Linked DNA regions of Homo sapiens: region 2 is linked to region 1. A link is a contact called in ENCODE Hi-C data. All regions are on one chromosome and are shown on one strand. Each heading gives the region's core, a stretch centred on a gene start or an enhancer-like site at or near the end of the contact. The rest is flanking DNA. Distances are from core to core; before and after follow the strand shown. Region 1 holds the start of ABCG4 (ATP binding cassette subfamily G member 4). Region 2 holds the start of USP2 (ubiquitin specific peptidase 2).

Region 1 (4,551 bases), core at 1,316-3,815:
AAAGACTGGCCTAGCCCCTTACTCAGAGATCAACCATATCTCCATGCTATGTGCCTAGCAGGTAGTAGACATTCAATAAATGTAGTTTCCCCTCGTTTGCTAAGGAAAGGAAGATTCATCTGGGGGAAGGAAATGAGCCTGAACCGTGGTGTGACCTGGGAAGTAAGAATGTATGGTCTATGCAATGGCATGATTATGGCTCACTGCAGCCTTATCATCCCAGGCTCAAGTGATCCTCCTGCCTCAGCCTCCCGAGTAGCCGGGACTACAGGCACACACCACCACGTCTGGCTTATTTATTTATTTAATTTTATTTTTTGAGACAGAGTCTTGCTCTGTCGCCCAGGCTGGAGTGCAGTGGCACGATCTTGGCTCACTACAACCTCCGCCTCCCAGGTTCAAGTGATTCTTGTGCCCTAGCCTCCAAAGTATTATAGGCATGAGCCACCATGCCCAGCTAATTTTTGTAATATTAGTAGAGATGGGGTCTCGCCATCTTGGCCAGGCTGGTCTCGAACTCCTGACCTAAAGTGATCCACCCACCTTGGCATCCCAAAGTGCTGGGATTACAGGTGTGAGCCACCATGCCTGGCCTATAGTCTACTCTTGAGAATAAAAAATCTTAATCTGCTGAGTGTGGTGGCTCATGCCTGTAATCACAGCACTTTGGGAGGCTGAGGCGGGAGGATCACTTGAGGTCAGGAATTCGAGACCAGCCTGGTCAACATGGTGAAACCCCATCTCTACAAAAAATACAAAAATTAGCCGGGTGTGGTGGTGTGTGCCTGTAGTTCCAGCTACTCAGGAGGCCGAGGCAGGAGAATCGTTTCAACCTGGGAGGCAGAGGCTGCAGTGAGCTGAGATCTCACCACTGCTCTCCAGCCTGGGTGACAGAACGAGACTATATCAGAAAGAAAGAAAGAAGCAAAGAAAGAGAGAAAGAGAGAGAGAGAAAGAAAGAAAGAGAAAGAAAGAAAGGAAAGAAAGAAAGAAAGAAAGAAAGAAAGAAAGAAAGAAAGAAAGAAAGAAAGAAAGAAAGTTGTGTGCCAAAGAATAAAGCTGGGTGGCATTAAGACATGGAGGTTATCTCAGGAGGATGAAGAGCCTGTCTAGAAAATAGAGGGAGACAGTCCATTTGGGAATAAGGTTCTGAGAGGCCCAATTAGCAGGGTAAAATCAGGGACTTTGGGATTCAAGCCCTGCTTTGCCACCAACTATTGCTTAACCTCCCTATGCCTCAGTTTTTCATCTCTAAAGGGGGGTTGTAAAACCTGTCGCATAGGGATATTGTGAAGATTAAATAACATAATGCCTGGTACAAAGTAGTTAATAAATGCAACTGTTGGGGGATGGGGAGGTCTATAGTAGCTGATGAGAAGTTGACTTGGAGAATGGAGGGTCCATCTGGAGAACAGGAGGTTGGTCCTGAGGAATGGTGGTGATGTGGGGCATGGAGTTGGGGGAAGATAGGAAAGACTGGATCCAAACCCCACACAAACCTCAGAGTAACAGGGCGGGGCCTAGAGAAATCCTCCAGGGATCGCCAGCTTTTAGGGCTGTGGAGAGGTGGTTGGGAGGGGGGCCAGCAGGGGAGAGGTTTGACTGCTAGTAACCCTCAACTGCTGCAGTAAGGAGAAGCCTCAGCGGTGGCAGTCACACCAGCAGCCTCAGAGCCTTCCCTCCCCATCGTCTCTGCTGTGTGACAGGTGGGAACTTAAAAGCTCAGATCACGTGTCTTGGCTAGCTAACCTACTTACCCCTTGAAGACATAGTGGCTGGGACAGGCAAGGGCCAAGAGGAATTGGCTGAGAAAGGGGCAGAGCAGGGGAAAGCCCCAAGTGTGTTCTGGGGACCTACATTTGAAGGCTTTGGGGGCAAGGGAGAGAATGTGCAGGTGCATGAGATGCCCAGGGCATGTCTGCGAGCCCTGTGCATGCCCTGGCACACAGGTCCCTCCAGGATATGGCATGTGCCTGTCTTGAAGGCCTGTATCTGGCTAGGTGACTACAGTCGGAGCAGGCTGAGCACTGGGTTCCAGTTTAACTCTGGAGCTACTGCAGGCTCTCCCAAAGCTGCTGCCATTTTCCCTTCTTTATTAGTGTCCTAACTCAGAGAAAGTGTGAATGGGGAGACAGGAGGATGTTCCAATGTCCCAAGGCTCCTGCGTTTTTGAAAGCCTTTGCACCTCGTTTGGGGATTCCTGGAGGGAGGCCTGCGCTCATTCATGGGCTGGAACTGAGGGAAATTGTTGGGGGACTGGTATCGTGTGTGAAGACAGACTGACACCTTTACAATCCCTCCACTTTCCCCCACCCCCAACACCCTTGCCTAATCTGTCTTCCAGGGACTTGTCCCCACGGAGTGACTCCAGCTCTCCTTTCCTCACTGCCTCCAAGTCGGCCCTTTGCCATCAACCCCCAGTCCTGAGTTCACCCCTGCACCTCCTCCGGCCCCCGCGCCGCAAGCGCTGCTCTCTCCTTTGCCGTCCTCGCCCCCCGCGGGCTGCCGGGCGGCGCGGGCCCTTTAAGAACGGCGGGACCGGCGAGCAGTAGCTGGTAGGAGAGCGCAGTCGCCCCGCGGGCTCGGAGGACACAGCGTCCGGGACCAGGCTCTGGGAAGCGGGTGTGCACAGCCCAGCAGAGTCAGGGCGCGACCCCAACCGCCTCTCACCATCCTTGCCGTCTCCTCCGAGCCGAGGGCCGGCCCTCCTGCCTCGCCTGCCCCGCCCCGGCCCCGCCCCGGCCCGGGCCGCCGGGACCGGGAGCCGGGACGCGGGTGCCGCAGCCCGAGGCAGGTAAGGGGAGCCCCGGCTCTCCGTCCCCGGTCCGTGGCAGCGCTGAGCATCCCGGCCCCGCACCGGCCCGGGGGCGCGTCAAGGTGACTAGGCATGCGGGAGATGGGGCGGGGGCTTGAGCTGCCGTGGGGCGCTTAGTTTTGAGTCCGGGTGGTGCGCCTGGCTTTGGGGACAGCCCGGGGCACGCGGGCCCGGGGGTGCCGGCGGGAGGGGCCGGCCTGGGCGTCGCGCCAAGGGATGGGGAGTGGGACGCAGCCGGAGGCCTGAAGCCTCCTCCTCTCCGCCTTCCCCTGGTCCGCCCTGCACTCACCCTGCTACCCCGACCTCCTAGAGCGGGCAGCCTCTGCCGGCTGCCTCTTCTCCCCCGCCCCCTATTCCTTCAGTCCCCAGGGGCTGCTGGCCTGCGGGGTAAGGAGATTAGAGAAGCCGCCGGGAGGAAGGAGCGATTGAGGGCTTCAAGGGGACGGGCTGGGGTCAGGCTGGAGCTGGGCTGCCCGGGACTGAGCGTCTCCGTGCGGAGAGTGGGGGGCGGGGGCAGAGTGCGGGGCTAACAGTCGCGGATCTGCCCCGAGAAGGAGGTGGGCAGTGGGGGCGGGGGAAGCATTAGAACGCCAGGGAGCTTTGAGCCGGGCTCGGTGGTCTGCCCCAAACTGAGCAGGCCCTCCCCTTGCAGGTCGGCGGCGTGATGGCGGAGAAGGCGCTGGAGGCCGTGGGCTGTGGACTAGGGCCGGGGGCTGTGGCCATGGCCGTGACGCTGGAGGACGGGGCGGAACCCCCTGTGCTGACCACGCACCTGAAGAAGGTGGAGAACCACATCACTGAAGCCCAGCGCTTCTCCCACCTACCCAAGCGCTCAGCCGTGGACATCGAGTTCGTGGAGCTGTCCTATTCCGTGCGGGAGGGGCCCTGCTGGCGCAAAAGGGGTAGGGAACAGCCTGGTAGGGGGAGTCCGTGGGCCCTCTCTGAGTTGCCTCTCCAGAAGCATGAGGCCTGGGTGTCCCATGTTCGGAAAGTCCTGCACCAGTGGGCTCTGTGGAAACACTAAAATCTGGGCCCCAGCCCGTTGCTCACTGTGCACTCTTGGGGTGTCAGGATCTACGCTCCCCCACACCTGTGAGCACCATGGGATACTAGGTGCAATTGGTTATTGAAGCTGTATCTTCTAAAGAGATCCCGTGACCTCTGGTCCTTGAGTGGTCCTTGATGAGTTTTCCTTCTTTTGTTTATGGAGGATTCCTACCTGTGAGGGCTGGTATGAAAAAGTAGGGGGCTGTGTCTGCAGGGTTGAGCAATACCCTTGGACCTAATTATAAAGACGTTCTCATTCCTGTCATCTTATTCCATTCTTACCACAGTGCTCAGAAGCAGGGAGGGTGGCGGTTTGGCAGGATAGATGTCATCTCCATGTTACTAATAAGGAAACTGAGGCCCAGGGAAGTTGAGTAACTTGACCAATGTCACACAGCTAGTAAGTGGTAGAGCTGAGACCAGAAGCCCGGTTTCCCAGCTCTCCATGCATTGTTCCTTTCTCTCTCTTCCCTGTACAGCAGTCCCATCACTTCCCTCTTCCCGCCCATGAGGACAGGTTCCCCTGAACCCTGACTAGCCCCTGCAGCCCCTACCCTGAGCAGCTTTAGCTGCTAGTAGGGAAGCTGAGGCTGTTTCCCAGAGCCTGGGTGTGGGCCAGGGGTGGGGCTGGGACATTGTTCTCTGAGGTTCAACAAATAGGTTTGGGGTGCTTCAGAGCAGGGCTGAGC
Region 2 (4,551 bases), core at 1,183-3,682, 230 kb after region 1:
TTTCGGGCCAGTGCCAGCCAAGGAGGTCTGTGAGGACTCTTGGAAGGGGGGCATTTTGAAGGGGAACAATCGGGAGATTCAAGAGGAAAGAGCATTGAAAAGAGCACAGAGGGGTGGGGGTGGAACTTGAGACAAAAATATGGAGAAAGTGGATTTTCCAGAGCAGTCAGTCACAGAATTAGAGAACAGGAAGAAGCCATACAGTTAGCCCCACTCTTAATTTTGAGATAGAGTAGACCTAGAGAAAGAAAGCAGCTTGCTCAAGGGCATGTGCAGATAGCGAGAAGCAGAAAGGGGACTAGTACTCAGGTTTCAGTCCAATATTCTTTTCTAATGGACTTCTAGGCCTGGGATTGGAGGCTAGTTCTTTCCCTTATTGGCTCTGAAATAGTGGATAAGTCACTTAAGTTCTCTGAACCTTAGCTATTTAATCTGCAAAACGGGACTAATAGTAATAATAGTGGTCTATCTCAGTTGTGAGGATTAAATAAAATAATATTTGTAAATTTCATGGCCCATAGAGTTCAATAAACATTGATGATTATATTGAATACTTCCACTTCTTATTATAATTAGTGGTATTATTAATAATAGCGCCTTACCAGGTGAACCTTCCTAGGGAGAAAAGGAGGGTTACTCCTGGGGAAGTGTTCCTTTCTCTTTTTTTTTTTTTTTTTTTGAGACGGAGTCTCCGTCGCCCAGGCTGCAGTGCAGTGGCGCGATCTTGGCTCACTGCAAGCTCCGCATCCTGGGTTCACGCCATTCTCCTGCCTCAGCCTCCCGAGTAGCTGGGACTACAGGCTCCCGCCAGCACGCCCGGCTAATTTTTTTGTAATTTTAGTAGAGATGGGGTTTCACCGTGTTAGCCAGGATGGTCTCGATTTCCTGACCTTGTGATCCGCCCGCCTTGGCCTCCCAAAGTGCTGGGATTACTGCACTTTGAGCCACTGCTCCCGGCCGGAAGTGTGCCTTTCTAATGCCAGAGAACAGTCCCTTGGTTTTCTGAACTGACCATGTCCCATAACTGGGAAGGGCAAACAAGGCTTGCCATCTTCCTAGACGTCCAGTCCACCAAGCAGAGAAAGGCCAAGCCCATCTGGGCTCCTTCCCCCTTTGCCTAGAAAAATACGGCAAGTGCAGCTTCCCCCAGGCCACCAGGAGAATGCTTGGCCCCTCTGGGGTGGTTCCACTCTACCTGTGGGAGGGCTCAGGATTCCAGGGCCACAGAGCCGGGCTGGGCAGGGTCACAAGAGGAAGGAACGGGGTTCTTAGCCTCTCTGGCCTTGGTGCACTTGTCTGCTCCCAGGACGTTTCTCGATGGCTCTCCCCGAGGACTGGGAGTACCCAGCCTGGTGCCTCCACCCTGTCTTAGCACAGGCTACTGACTCAGCCCAGGTCCTAATGATGCACTTCAGAGGACGCCCTCATTCCAGTCCTCATTCTGACTCCAGTCTGACATGCATCTACAGCATCAAAGGAGGGGGCCTGCCTCGACCTTAGCCCAATCAGCTCTCCTTTCCTCTGCTTTACGGGGGTCCATCTGGGGGATGTTCTCATGCCCATTCCAGGGGAGGTGAGCAGCCCCTACCACTACCTCCAGCTCAGTCCCATTCTAAAGGCAGCCAGGTCAGGAGGTAGGATGTTCACTCTTCAGGGAAGGGCTAGAATGGGTTGGCTAGGGCTTCCCTTGACTGTTGAGAAGTTGCTCTCTCCGGAGCACCGCGTGCCTGCTTCTGGTTTGGGACTGGTGAGAATTTCAAAGCTGCCTCTTTCTGGTTTGGGATTGGTGGAAAATCTCCCCTTCCGCTTAATTGTTGCCCAACCCCCGCCCCTAACCCCCTTTAGCAAACTGACCGGGGAGCTTTAAGAGCAGCGAGTGAGCTGCACGCACACGTGGGGAGGGGGTTTGTCAGTGTCGCTCAGGCCACATACCACCGATATACACGGGGCACAGCGAGGAGGACCCGCCAAAGCAGCATTTCCTTAGAATACACTGATCAGCACACAGTTGGCTCTTCCTGGCACCCTGGGCTGTCAGCAGGCAGCCCTCACACAACTGGCAGACACAGCTGGAGCGTCCCTGCACAGCCGGCTCTCTCCCTATATTTCTAGTGTCCACTCTGCCCAGAATGTCGTGGACACCTTACTTTCTGAGCTCCAAACCGGCACTGATCCCCGAATCCCCCCTCCCGGATCCCCGACAGGTGGCACGTACCTGCCTCTTCTTGGAGTATGGACGAGTCGAACCGGGCACAAGCATGGAGCTGCGGGTGAGTCCCGGCTGGCGCTGGCGCGGCGCAGTGAGCACCAGCTGACGAAGAGGGCTCCCCGGCCTCGGCTCCTGCCTGACTCTCTCCCACCTCCGCCGGGGGCCCAGAAGGGACCTCCCCGGGAAATCGGCGCCACCCAGCGGGCAGCCGCCTCATCGCGCCTGGGCCGGCAGAGCCACACCCCGCGTCTCGCGTCACTGAGTCGCGTCACGGCTATTGGCTTGTTCCTACTGTGGCGTCATTAGAGCCCGGCCTCCGGCTGGGGCCACCCAGGCAACCGATATACACAGAGAACCACGTGGAGGAAAAGCACGCGAGTTTGGAGCGGGTGGAGCAGGAACAGAGGTGGACTGGAATGTCACACGACGGGGCAGCTGGAAGGTATTGGGAAAGAAGAGGCGTCATGGGAGAAGGCTCGGAACTTGAGCCCTGGGGCGTATCAACTTTCAGTTTTTAGGGAAGGCTAAACGTCCCCCACTCCCCTTCTCACTGGGCTGGGGGAGGTCCTGTTCCTCAGCCTCTTCTCTTTTTCTCTGCTGTCAAAGACACTCTCCGCTCATTTTACTTTCATGGGACCAGTGATTAGTGATGAATGCCTGAGTGGGTAAACGGAGGCACTGAGTCAATGAAAGAATTCTCTTTGGTCTTTTCAAGAAAAAGCCGAGACAAAACTTGAATTTTTGCTGCTCCCATTCCTTTTATGTAACCTTCTCCCGACTCCCCCGATGTTGATGAGGAAAATCGCACAACCAGGTAGCTGGGTACCAAGGCGAATCCAGGTTTTCAACTTCAGCTGCTCCATCAACCCTTGCAGCTGCCGTTAACTCCTCCCATCTTCACCATAGATCTCTCTCTCCATCGCTACTCTCCTCAAGTCCTTCCTTCTCTTCTATTTCCCAGAGAAATCAGACGCAATCAAGAGGGGAATTCTTAAATTTCTACCTACAAACATGTCTGAATCCATTCTTATCAGGAGCAGTGAAAGAGGCACCCCTGTTCTTGTCCAAGGCACGATTCCCTTCTTGATTTCAACTCTTGTTTTGTTTTTGTTTTTGTTTTTTGTTTTTTTGAGACGGAGTGTCGTCGCTCTTGTTGCCAAGGCTGGAGTGCAATGGCGCGATCTCAGCTCACTGCAACCTCCAGGTTCAAGCAATTCTGCCTCAGCCTCCCAAGTAGCTGGGATTACAGGCGTGCGCCACCACGCCAGGCCGATTTTTTTTTTATAGAGTCTTGCTCTGTTGTCCAGGCTGGAGTGCAATGGCATAATCTCGGCTCACTGCAACCTCCTCCTCCCGGGTTCAAGTGATTCTTGTGCCTCAGCCTCCCCCGAGTAGCTGGGATTACAGGAGCCCACCACCACGCCTGGCTAATTTTTGAATTTTTAGTAGAGACAGGGTTTCACCGTGTTGGTCAGGCTGGTCTTGAACTCCTGACCTCAGGTGATCCACCAGCCTCAGACCCCCAAAGTGCTGGGATTACAGGTGTGAGCCACTGCACCCGGCCCCAGCTAATTTTTTGTATTTAGTAGAGATGGGGTTTCACCATGTTATATTTCCTTAGGGCCCTCATTCCATCACTTCATTTTACAGATGGATATTGGACATGCCAGTCACTCTTCTAGAAACTGGGGATATAGCAGGGAACAAAACAGGCACAATCCCTGCCCTCAGGGAGCTTACATTCTAGTAGAAGCAGGACTAAATAAGTAGAATATGTAATATGTTAGATGATGCTAAGAGCTATGGGGCACATCAAGCAAGGAGGAGGTGCGTTCGGAGAAGGTAACATTCAAGTGACCTGAGGGAGGCTAGGCGTGAACTACACATAAATGTGGGGAAAGAATGTTCTAGGCAGAGAGAAGAGTAAAAGTAAAGGTCCTGAGGTGGGAGCGACCTGCCACTTTCGAGGAAGAACAAAGTCAATGTGGCTGGAGTGAAGAGAGAGAAAGATAGGGAAAGAGTGGGAGACGCGATCAGAGAGGTCAGAGAAGGACCCAGCCTGTAGGTCCCCAAGGCCATTCTGAGGACTTTGGCTTTTATGAAGCTACTGGAAGGTTTTGAAACAGGGTTGTCCAATCTTTTGGCTTCCCTGGGTTATGGTAGAAGAAGAATTATTGTTTTGGGCCACACATAAAATACACTAACACTAAAGATAGCTGATGAGCTTTAAAAAAAACTCATAATGTTTTAAGAAAGTTTACGAATTTGTGTGGGGCCACATTCAAAGCCATCCTGGGCCACATGTGGCCTGCATACTGTGGGTTGGACAAGTTTGTTTTGAG

The links. A loop is a pair of places that touch in the nucleus more often than their neighbours do. Pooled maps may share reads with other maps.
Region 2: a pooled map shows a loop between it and region 1 (2.1-fold over the local background). The contact joins the promoter of USP2 here to the promoter of ABCG4 in region 1. A Hi-C loop is called at or near these places in 2 of 168 maps with a recorded cell type or tissue (Caco-2 and mammary epithelial cell) and 4 of 50 pooled maps.

The regions. Positions count from the first base shown.
Region 1 is chr11:119,146,487-119,151,037 of GRCh38, forward strand. ABCG4 (ATP binding cassette subfamily G member 4) reads left to right here and starts at 2,566. Exons shown (of 15, transcript NM_022169.5): 1 at 2,566-2,877; 2 at 3,468-3,717. The coding sequence starts at 3,480. RefSeq lists an enhancer at 1,948-2,007 and a silencer at 2,665-2,744.
Region 2 is chr11:119,379,258-119,383,808 of GRCh38, forward strand. USP2 (ubiquitin specific peptidase 2) reads right to left here and starts at 2,433. Exons shown (of 13, transcript NM_004205.5): 1 at 2,216-2,433. It overlaps USP2-AS1 (USP2 antisense RNA 1), which reads left to right and starts at 2,521. Exons shown (of 4, transcript NR_034160.1): 1 at 2,521-2,651. RefSeq lists an enhancer at 1,511-2,500.